Linked DNA regions of Homo sapiens: region 1 is linked to region 2. Evidence: chromatin contacts called from ENCODE Hi-C or POLR2A ChIA-PET data. All regions are on one chromosome and are shown on one strand. Each heading gives the region's core, a stretch centred on a gene start or an enhancer-like site at or near the end of the contact. The rest is flanking DNA. Distances are from core to core; before and after follow the strand shown. Region 1 overlaps PLXNA2 (plexin A2). Region 2 overlaps PLXNA2 (plexin A2).

The links. A loop is a pair of places that touch in the nucleus more often than their neighbours do. ChIA-PET counts read pairs that join two places held with the same protein, here RNA polymerase II (POLR2A). Pooled maps may share reads with other maps.
Region 1: a map of PC-9 shows a loop between it and region 2 (7-fold over the local background). The contact joins two enhancer-like sites. A Hi-C loop is called at or near these places in 5 of 168 maps with a recorded cell type or tissue (HAP-1, MCF 10A, PC-9 and 2 more) and 3 of 50 pooled maps. POLR2A ChIA-PET finds 5 or more read pairs at or near these places in 4 of 52 experiments (HEK293, MCF 10A, WTC11 and 1 more).

What each region holds. Positions count from the first base shown.
Region 1 is chr1:208,091,855-208,096,916 of GRCh38, forward strand. PLXNA2 (plexin A2) reads right to left here. Exons shown (of 32, transcript NM_025179.4): 7 at 4,876-5,029; 8 at 4,175-4,271; 9 at 932-1,046. Among named protein-coding and RNA genes, the nearest start is that of LINC02767, 140 kb to the left of the region's middle. Within about 2 kb of position 2,082, at least 2 of the 41 ENCODE cell types and tissues checked have a DNase peak (open chromatin) inside an H3K27ac peak, as active enhancers do.
Region 2 is chr1:208,128,476-208,134,013 of GRCh38, forward strand. All of the region lies in intron 4 of PLXNA2 (plexin A2), which reads right to left. LOC124904500 (a long non-coding RNA gene) reads left to right here. Exons shown (of 2, transcript XR_007066851.1): 2 at 1-5,266. Among named protein-coding and RNA genes, the nearest start is that of PLXNA2, 110 kb to the right of the region's middle. Within about 2 kb of position 3,901, at least 11 of the 41 ENCODE cell types and tissues checked have a DNase peak (open chromatin) inside an H3K27ac peak, as active enhancers do.

The DNA of each region.
Region 1 (5,062 bases), core at 832-3,331, 38 kb before region 2:
CGAGACTTCATATCAAAAAAAAAAAAAAAGACTGTAGTTGTATATAAAAATGCTACATTGTCACTTATTACCATTTTTGGATTTTCTAAAATATAGAGTAAGAAATATGTGTATATGCACACGTGCATTTGGGCAACTATGTAATGTCTCTATAGTTGTTCAAATCCAACTGGCCATGCTGGGGTATGAAAAGCTTTCGACACAAGAAAGGGAGACTGAGCAAGCAGGCTTCACTGTCCTGAGACATGCTATGAATATATAAGAAAGTAGACTTCAGTGAATAACCATTGAATGGAATACCCATTAGAAAGATAAGCAATTTGATATTTCACTGTGTTAATAACAAAGGTGGGTCAGGCTTTAGGGATGGAGTTTCGACTGTATAATAAAACAGGACTTTTAGCAATGCCTGGTTCTTTTCACTAGCTGATTTTTTCTCACTTTCTACAAGGCCACCCACCCAGTTATACATCAGAGTCAAAGAATCATTGAATTTTAGAGTTGGAAGAGAAGTTGGCATGAAAGAATGGTTGCGAGTGAAAGTTCTATTGAACTAGACTATGTCTGCAGCCAAGCAAAGGGCTAGACTCAAAGAATAAATGCCATTCACTACACTCTTCTAGACCAGGGAGTCTGTTTGGTTGAATATGTTTCCTCTAAGCTTTCAGTCTCAACCCCCAGTTACCTTCAAGCTTTTGAATGCATAGAGTCTTAGGAGTCTAGTAGACATAGCCTCTGCCTCTGGGGTCATTTGCTGCTACTTTTTTGAGCTTTATAATAACAGGGCTTTCTAGCATGCAGAATTTCTGGCAAGACGGCCAAGATGGGCCAGGGCAAGAAAATGGCCAAGCCATTGGACTGACCATCTAAAGAGGGAGGGGCCACTCAGACTCACTGGGAACACTGCCATGTTAGGGTAAGCCCTTCTTACCTCTGAAATATTGATCCGGCCCTCCTGGAAGGAGCAGGTGGTGGGGTCATGAGTGCAGAGGTTGCGGTACTTGCACCAATGGCAGCGGAAGGCGCTGTTGACACAGGACAGGCACCTGCAAGGACAGAGATGGTGAGAGGCAAAGAGAAGAGAACAAAGAGGGAAGGTGGCATGTGTCATGATAGAAGTCTGTTAACCTGTGTTTAAATCCTAGTCTCATTCTCAGGAGGGAAGACTGGTGGGCCATCCTCTAGCACCAAGAATTGTGGATTCTCCATCCATGATATTCATGGGAACAGAAAATTGGAAAGAAAATGAGACCAGATAAGAGTATAACTGACAAAGCAGGGGTGTGCTTCTATAAGCTCATGAGAACTGATTATTCACATTTTCAGGAATTTTGCAAGCTGATAGACATCATGGTGGTAGTTTGAAATCGGCCATGGTGGAAATAGTTGCGCCACAGAATTTGGCAATGCTGCAAACTAGGTTTTCTTCTGAATGCTGGTAGCTAAACAGTTCCCAATATTTCACTGCTTGTAAAGACAGGGTAGCCGGCAGAGTACAGGGACAGGAATTGGGCATATCTGATTATAGACTTGCTTCTGCCACTGCCACTGGGGTCACACTGAGTAAGTCACTTCACCCTCTGAATTGGAGTATCTTCATCCGCCTGTAATAAAACATTCCTGTCTATGCCACAGGGCTGTTTGGTGTCAAATGAGATAATGCATAGAAAATGGTTTCGAAAAATGCCATGCTAAATGTGAGTATTATTGTCAAGCGCTTAAATTACCTGTTATTTCAACCTCTTAAATAACATTTGAGTGTTAACAATTGGTTCATATCATCTGTATTATTGGGCTTGGGGGAGCTAATAGTATTAAGTAGTAACTTTGTCCCACTCCCCCAGGCATGGAACAGTAGGATATGTGTGTGGTATGTGCTTTTCTTGCCAGGGTGAGCACTTCTTTCCTTCCAATTTCACCTGGAGACTGTGTATATTCTTTTGGCTCTCTGTGTGTGATCAGGTCATTGTAATGGAAATGGGTTTTGTAGGGGGGATTAGTCTTGCTCCTCCTCGCAGCCCCCTTACTCTATCTAGTCTTTCACAACTAGGCCAACCTGGAATGGACAGGACCAGGTCTGCAGTCTGGCGCCACCTGGTGGGGCTCTGATTACATTTGGGTGGTTGGGGCTTGATCCAGGGGTCACCGGCTCACAGGCCATAGTATGTTGGGTTGGTTAGCCCATTTACACTTCATCTTCCCATTCAGAGCATTTTTATCCCATTCTCCATTGCCCAGACTTTTTTAGTTTCTGAGCTTCATGCTATCTCATGTACTCTCAGATAGACTGGTTCTTGGTAACATCTTATGATTCAGCAAGTAAATAATGAAAATGGACCAAGGGCCTAAGGAGGATGGTTATTGGGGCTCTAGCTAGATGTGGCTCTTCCGCTGGCTACTTTTGTGACCTTCATTGTAGCACTAATCTTTCTGTGGGCCTCAGTTTACTTTTATTACAGCAAATTATTAAAAGGAGGGGACTATACTTGATTCCATGAATTTTAACTGAATTCCAGTAGAGAAGGGCAAGAGAGGCAGTGTTTGGCATTAAAATGGAATCTTTGCTGTCAAGGAGACCTGCTTTTTTTTTTTCTGTTAAAACTTGCTGCCTGTGACAGCATCTGTGTTGCCATAGCAATACATCTTTGAAAGTGGTGACATCATACTCTGTTGCCATGGAGATAAGATTGCTCTCACAAACAATGGATTCCATCACCACCATGTTGGAGTTTGAGAAGGAGGTAAGAAGTTCTGTTGCCCAGATGCTTGCCATTCCCAAAGCAGGGTTTGCTGGGATTCAAATGCAGTGGTTAGAGGGCAGCTTTGTCTATTTCAACTTCAGTCCCTTTCTGCCCTCCCTGGTTCCCACCAGGCCATTTCTATCACTTGTTCTGTCTTTCTCAGCACATCTATTTATTTGTCCCAATGGGGCTCCTTCCTTGACTAATGTAGAGACCAAAGAACTCCAGAAGATTATTCTAATTATGAAAATCAAGTTCAGAAAAATGGAGAATAAGGAGGACTAGCTTATTTGCCTCTTCTAATGACTAAAGATTCCTTTAGGGTTTAGCTGCAAACAGACCCTCTTCCCATCTTGATTGCTGAGTCCTTCATGCCCATAGCTTGGACCCTACAGACTGGATACCCCTGAAGACCTGACTATGATGTGGATCCCAAGTGGTTCCTGCCTTGGACAATGGGAAGGATGAGTCCGTAAACATTCCGAATCACTGCCTCCTCTGATATGGAGCTGTTGATTGACCTCTCCCCTTGCTGAATGTCTAGGGTTTTTGGTCCTATGACCCTTATGTGGCTCTATTACAGAGGCCTGTGTTTCCTTCTTTCTAAACCAAATGGTGTATGAGTTCCCAGCTTCTGTGGAAAGGGTCTCAGTTTCTCTACCAGGGAGGATCAGCAGAAACTAAGTAGGGGTTTCACTCCCTCCATTTCTGCTTTTTCCCTGTGAAATGTTCCCAGCTTCTCACACAGTTGTGGGGTCTCATAGCGTGTGGGCACCAACTGGCAGGCATTCAGCTGCTGGAATGGCTGGTGAGGTCCGTAGAACTAAAGTCAAGCCCCACTGAAGGCTGTGGTTTGGCCTGTCTGGTTTCCCTTCCTCTTGAAAATATTGAAGGATGGATTTAAAAAATGATGGAGTGAAGGCCTCTGCTCCACCTCCCCATCCAGGTCTTTTTATCATGTGCTGAGAGAGGCTACTTTCCCCCTTCCCTGCTCCTCCTCTGTGGGTGACTGTGTGCATAGCCGAGTCGCTATCTCGGAGTCCCTCTTCATCTGGTTGTGGGTGACATGTCCATACTCCACTCACTGTCAGCCTCTACCTTCAAAGTCACCACCAAGTGATGGAAAATGAAGAACTTTTTTTACGGTTCCTGTTCTCTGACTCTCTTTTTACTATCTTGGCCTGAGAGTTGGGGGTTAGGTGTGTTGGGGTGGCATCCAAGGATTCAGAGACTATAGAGAGTAAATACCATTTGGTTTAATATGGTAGTATTTATGTACAGTGTACTCTGTCCAAACAAAGTGTCAGGCCCCATGGGGAAACTGTGAGGTGACTACAACGTGGTTCCTGCCCTAAAGGAGCTTAGCATCGAGGGGAAGAAAGCCCATACCCACATCCAGACCCAGAGCAAGACCCTTTCTAATAAGCACTTACAGTTGGTGGGCACTGCAGTTGTAAAACTTGAACTCGGTGCTGACAAATATCTTCCCTGTCTCCTTGGACCTCAGCTGTAGCTCCAGCCCAAACCAGTCTGGAAAAACAAACAAAAAAGGATGGGGTTGGGTAACAACGTGGGGGACCCAGTGGACAGCCACAAAAATAAAATGTAAGTCATGAAGCCACCACAGGGCTCTCTTAGGATGTAGATACTATGTGGAACCTGCCTGAATCGTCTCTTCTCCTCCCAAGGAAGCCTCTTTGGGTAAATACCAGCCCACCCCTCAGACCCAGACTTCCTCTGCCTGCAGGGAGGAAGAAGCAGATTCCACGGAGCCCCTTGCCTTTGTCAGTCATGTTCCATTACTGAAAGGATTTCAGAAATATTAGGTCTGAGCCCCCAGTTCTGTGGAGAGACCTGCTAAAAAACTACTGATGGAAGCCACTCCATTCCTAGGAGGGACGGGCTATCTGGAAAGACGCTGTGTTCTGTGCAGCCTTAACTCAAAGTGGAGCAAGTGTTTTCTTTCCTGAAATTCACTTTGGGGCATGACAGTTTGCTTTCAAACGTAAACAAGTTGTCTAAGCCAATATTAGTATCTGGTATAAGAAGACTGTGTGCCTAGTTCTTGTGACCCCCAGCTCCCTCAGTATAGAGAAGCCCCTCATTTGTGGCTCTCATGGCAGATATTTCTTACCTTGATCCAGCGGGATGACAGGGACATCCTTGGGCCCAGGTGAGATGCAGATGACCTGGCTCCCGGACACCTGCCCCTCCACCTCTGTCAGGTTCCCAAAGGCACAGGCGATACCCGCAGATAGATCAGGAGCATCACTCACTACCAGGCTAAGCTGTGGGAGGAGCAAAGAGATGATGCCAAAGAA
Region 2 (5,538 bases), core at 2,651-5,150:
ATCCCCACTTTACAGAAGACAAGACCAAGGCTTAGAGAGGATACGCTAGGCCATATCAAAGAGTGATAGAGCCAAGATTTGAATACAATTCTAATTGCCTCCCAAGATGAGGCCTTACAGTAAACTAGAATGCCTCCTTTTCATAGATATTTTCCTTTGTTTCCTTTTTCCCCCTCCTCTCTTTCTTCCTAAGCTCCAACAAGTGTTTCCTGTTTCTTTCTTTTTTTTTTTTTTTTTTTTTTTTGGGATGGAGTCTCTCTCTGTCCCCCAGGCTGGAGTGCAGTGGAGCGATCTCGGCTCCCTGCAAGCTCCATCTCCAGGGTTCACACCATTCTCCTGCCTCAGCCTCCCGAGTAGCTGGGACTACAGGTGACCGCCACCATGCCTGGCTAATTTTTTGTATTTTTAGTAGAGACGGGGTTTCACCGTGTTAGCCAGGATGGTCTCCTGACCTCGTGATCCACCCGCCTCAGCCTCGCAAAGTGCTGGGATTACAGGCGTGAGCCACTGCGCCCAGCCCTAGTGTTTCTTGAGTACCTACTAAGTACCAAATGCTGTGGTATCTCTTGGGGAGACAGAAGCAGCCCAGACAGGCAAGGTCTCTGCCTGTAATAAATGCTGCAGAAATGATACAATGAATGCCTGAAATGGGTGCACTATCTCATTTCCTTTATCCTCTTTCCATGAACCTGGGATGGGCAGAGATCTTCCTTGCTGTACAGTCAGAGAAATGGCTGTCCTGAGGGGAGGGGATTGGCAAGGTTACAACGGGCTTCAGCACTGGAGCTCTGCCAGAGCTAGCATCTTTTTTCCTGATGATGTTACTTAGATACAGGGTATGTCCAGAGGACCTGCTGGTGAGCTTGCCACAGAGAGCACCAGGGGCTGGGTGCATGATGGCTTCCTACCAAGTTCTATGTTGTAGCAGCTGGGGCTGGGGGAATCCCTCTTAGGAAAGGTGGGTGGATTGAGCCCCCCTGAAGGCTGCTCACCTGCATGCTGCAGAAATTCTGTGAGGATGGATGCCTCCTAATCCTTGCCTTCAGCTCTGCCAGTATCAAGTTTTGGGAAATAGTCCTTGAATATACCAAACTCTCTCACACTCCCAAGCTTTCCTTAACTTGAACAATATTTCTTTGCTTTTTTATTCCACTGGGTGAGCCCCTCCCCTCTCACGATTCACCTAGAGCATCACCTCCTCCAGGAAGCCTTCCTTGACTCACAGGCTATATTGGGTGGTGCCCTCTCCTGTAATCCCAGCACTCTGCATACTGTATTGTAACTCACTACTTACTTGTCTATTTTCCATATGTATGTGTGATAGTGCAAGGATAAGCTCTTTGCTGTGAGCACAGTTGGTCCTCAAAGGCTGTTTGATGAGCTATTTAATGGCTAAGTGGCTAGAACATTTTTTTCATCTCAGTTCATTCTTCCCTCTCCTGTCTTCCTTCTACCTGGCTTGCATCTCTGCCCACCTCTTTCTTATAATTAAATATTAGTTGAGGGACAGAGGCTGAACCCAGACTGTTTGCTAAGTCACCAACAGCTGATGACACAGTCAGCCTTCTCATCACCTGGTGGGAGTTTCAAACCCCAACCTGTTTGCAAGGTGGGGACCAGTCATAACTGGGGGGAACAAGGTGAGGTGAGGGAGGTAACTTGAGGCACAGTGGCAAAGGCTCAGGGAACTTAACCACAAGGCATGCACTCTATGAAGTGGAGATTGCGGCTGAAAAGCTGAGTCCCTGAGCTGGCCTGCTACAGAAAGATCAAAGGGCCAGCTGGAAATGCAGCCAAGCTGGGCTCTAAAAACAGTGTAAAGCTGGGAGGAGAAGGGCTTGAACACACATTTCCCCCAGTGGGTACATGCAATGGCATATGAAAGAGCCTAACACTAACATAGTGAAGACACTAACACTAACATAGTGTAGACACTAACACCCCCAGAACACACAGGAACGTTTGCTCTCATCTCACTCACCAACCCCACCAACTTCTGTTCTCACAAGCACATGCATACTCGAACCCAGGTCAGCCTCCGAGCGCTGTGCACACAGCCTCCATTCCATACACATTCATGGCTAGAAGGAATGCACCCAATGTCATTGCCGCAAGGGGCATTCAAACACATTTTATCAATGGGGAAAATGAGGCTCCAGTTGACCTTGACTCAGATGTGTGGTGAGTGACTCTTGATGATTGGCACAGGCAGACTCTTACCTACTCCTCCCCGGCCACTCTCCCATCACCCCTCTGCCATCCTGCCACCTCCCTCCCGCAACAAACTCCCTGGCAGTTCAAAGTTGGATTCCAAATTTTGTCCCTAGGATCAACCCCATTGAGAAACCTTATCTGACAGACAGCATGTGCCAGTGGCTGGCCAGAACTCACAGGTGGTGAGAAAAAGCCCCCCACATATTTCTGTAAATGAGTACAGCTGGTCACTTCTGGCTGAGGAGTTCAGAGGCCTTCACTAAAGAAATCAAAAAGTGGTGGTCAGCTTCCCACTTCATGGGAACCCTGTGTTCACAAAGATGTCCCTGGATAAAAGGCCTGAGAGGAGCTGTTCAAGCCTGAACCATTTGTATGAGAAATCTGCTGGGGTGGAGACCAACACCTTTCCCCTCCCTCAGGGGCACCCAGAGCCCTGGCCCACATACAGAGGGACCTTGCCAAGTCCCGGCCACGCACCCCAGGACTTCCAATTGCGCTTGTCTCCAGGGGTTCACTGACTTCCCCTTTGCCTCTGCCCCTCTTCCTGATGCATGGTGCCGCTCTCGACACCTCTGAACCTGCATCTTCACACTACAGAAACCGTCCTAGTCATCAGTGGATGGCAGTAACTTTTCATGACGGCTCCTCTGATGTTGCCATCTTTCGTGTTGATCAAAACAACAAAACGAATCAGACTCTCGGCATCTGATTGAAGCCTAATTGGAAATCCAAAGTGGCACTAAATGTTATGGTCTAAATAAAACACATTCAATTACTGAAACTCAACGCAGGGAACACAAGGGAGCGCTCCTGGAAGGAGCTGAAAAGCAGGCTGCAGAGCTCTGGGGTGTCATTCCGGGGCCCCCTGTGTCTGGCTGGATAAGACTTAAGATGGGGAACACAGGAGGCTTTCTTGAGTCTGAGAACCTCTTACTTAGGGCCAGGGATTGAGCTGATATGGGTTTGCATGGTTCACACTTGAAACAGCACCAGAGAAGCTGAATCGGGGCTTCAATGCCTCACATGTGTTCTGCAGCTGCCCTCCTTGAAAAGGTTTTTCCTTTGCCAGACCGACGAGCTTTGGATGGGGGTAAGAAAATATGCAGAGGAGTCATGATGTCTCCCGCTGGGGTCTCTGCATGGGCTCTCCTGGTGCTAGGGGAGGGCGAGCAGTCCAGGAGCTTTGCAGCCACACAGACAGGCTCCTCACTCCCGGCTATGCCTCCTAAAAGTCATAGACACACCTAGCTCAGATCCCTCAACATTGCTGCACCTGGCCTTCCTCATTTGTCAAACGGGGGAGATAATACCTGTCTTCCCAGGTTCTTGTGAAGAGGGGAGATCATGCTCGTGAGGCGCTTGGCTGGCTGCGCAGGAGAAACTCCGCGGTAACTTCCTGGGGCGAGGTGCTTTTTCTCCCTGCATTCTGACCACCTGCAGAGGCATTTCCCCTGACTGTCCATGTAGGGCCCGGGGCAGTGCTTGCTTTCCTTTATTGGTTTTTTAAACTAAACAGTGCACTACTCCAATCTCCTTGAAGGTGTCAAATGAGGAGTTACTGAGTCTGTGCTGGCCTCCTGGAGCCCAGAAAGCCGCCTCTGAACCCTTTTCCTAACTGGGAGCCGGGTGTGGGGAGAGCAGGAGGGGAGGAGCCTTCTGCAGCCACAGGGCAGCCAGGGGGCGCTGTCTCAGGAAGCTGAAGAGGTGTGGATTTGGCTTCAGAGGTGTGGGGTGGAGTCCCAGCCCTGCTGTTGGACAGCTTGGTGGCCCTGGGCAAATTACTTAGTCAGTTTGAATTTCAGTTTTGTTATCTGTTAAAAAAAGGCAAGGACAATAATACTTATCTCATAGGACTGGTGTATTAGCTGAGGCCATGTTTGTAAACTAAAATAAGAAAAACACGGCAAAAATATTAGTTAGATTTCAACACAGCTTAAATAAGGTAGGGCTGAGAGGCAAGGCAGGGTGGTTAAGCTTTTTTTAGGTGTGGCTGTTTGCAAAGCATGACCTGCAGGGCTTGGCCTGATGATGATGTATGGGGGCACAACTGTAAAAATATAATTACTACTACTACCATTTACTAAGCGGGTAGTAGGTTCCTGGTACTTTTCAGAGTGCTTTTTATGCATTAATTAATTTAATCTTCAAACAGATGCCATAATTATGCCCATTTTACAGGTGAGGTAACTGAAGCACAGAAAGGTGAAGCAACTTGCCCAAGGTCACATGGCAGTAAGCAGTAGAGCCAGGGCTTGAACCCAGGCTGGCTGCTCCCCATGGCTGTCAGGAAACTACTGATAGTCAATCATTGTCTGCTTCTCCACATTCGGCTTGGTATACCCTTTCTTCTCCGGAGTCACTGCCCCCTCAGACCTCTCATCTCCTCTTCTGTAAAATAAAGGGCTGCTCTTCACTAGAGAATCTCTGGATAAACCAGCTCTGGATTCTTGTGTTAGGGAGAGGGTGAGTCCCCCGAGTGACCCCAATTAGGGAGGGAACCAGGACAGGTCCCTTCCTGGTGGTATGCGTTTATGAGTTACTTTAATCATTGAATACATAGTACATCTCTTCTACAGCATTGCTCTGATGTACAAATAAATAACCTTATCTTGTGATTTATCTATACATCATTGCGCTTCTCCAGAATTTGACCACCTTGAGGGCAGGGATTCTATTTTATTTTTTGCTATACAAAAGCATACGTAATAGTGCTATTGTTGCATTGAAAACAGCAAAAAGAAATCAAGAAGGTACTTATCTTCCTGGCAGCCCTATTTAGAAGGAGACTTTTGCTGGAATATTACTTAGAAAGACAGCCCTATCTATATCTACATATGCAAATGACTTGTCAGTGGACAGCTCTATGCATTATACATGGTCAACACTTAATGGTCTATTGAATGAATGAGTCTGCATATGCAAACAATATGCAAATCTTTCCCTATTTTAATTTGACCCTTCGGAACATCTTCAGGAACTCTCTTGGGCCTAGGTTGTTTTAATGTTGCTAATTAAAAGTTTTTAAACACAGTGTTCACTCTTGTCTGTGCTGAGTGAAACTGTTGTCAAGTTGGGAAAGGATGCTGGGCTAGACCAGGTTACTCAGGATTTACCCTGATTCTTCTGGTAATTCAGATGATGGCCTAGGCAAATGACTTTCCTCTCTGGAGGCATCAGTTTCCCCATATTTAAAAGAATGAAGGAGGGTAAGTTTCCTTCTGGTGAGACACTGTAACTTCCCATCTCCTGGTCATAGGAACATGATTCTGGGCAGTCAGTGTCATCCTTCAGCAATACCTATCTAGAAAGAAAAATCAAATCCCT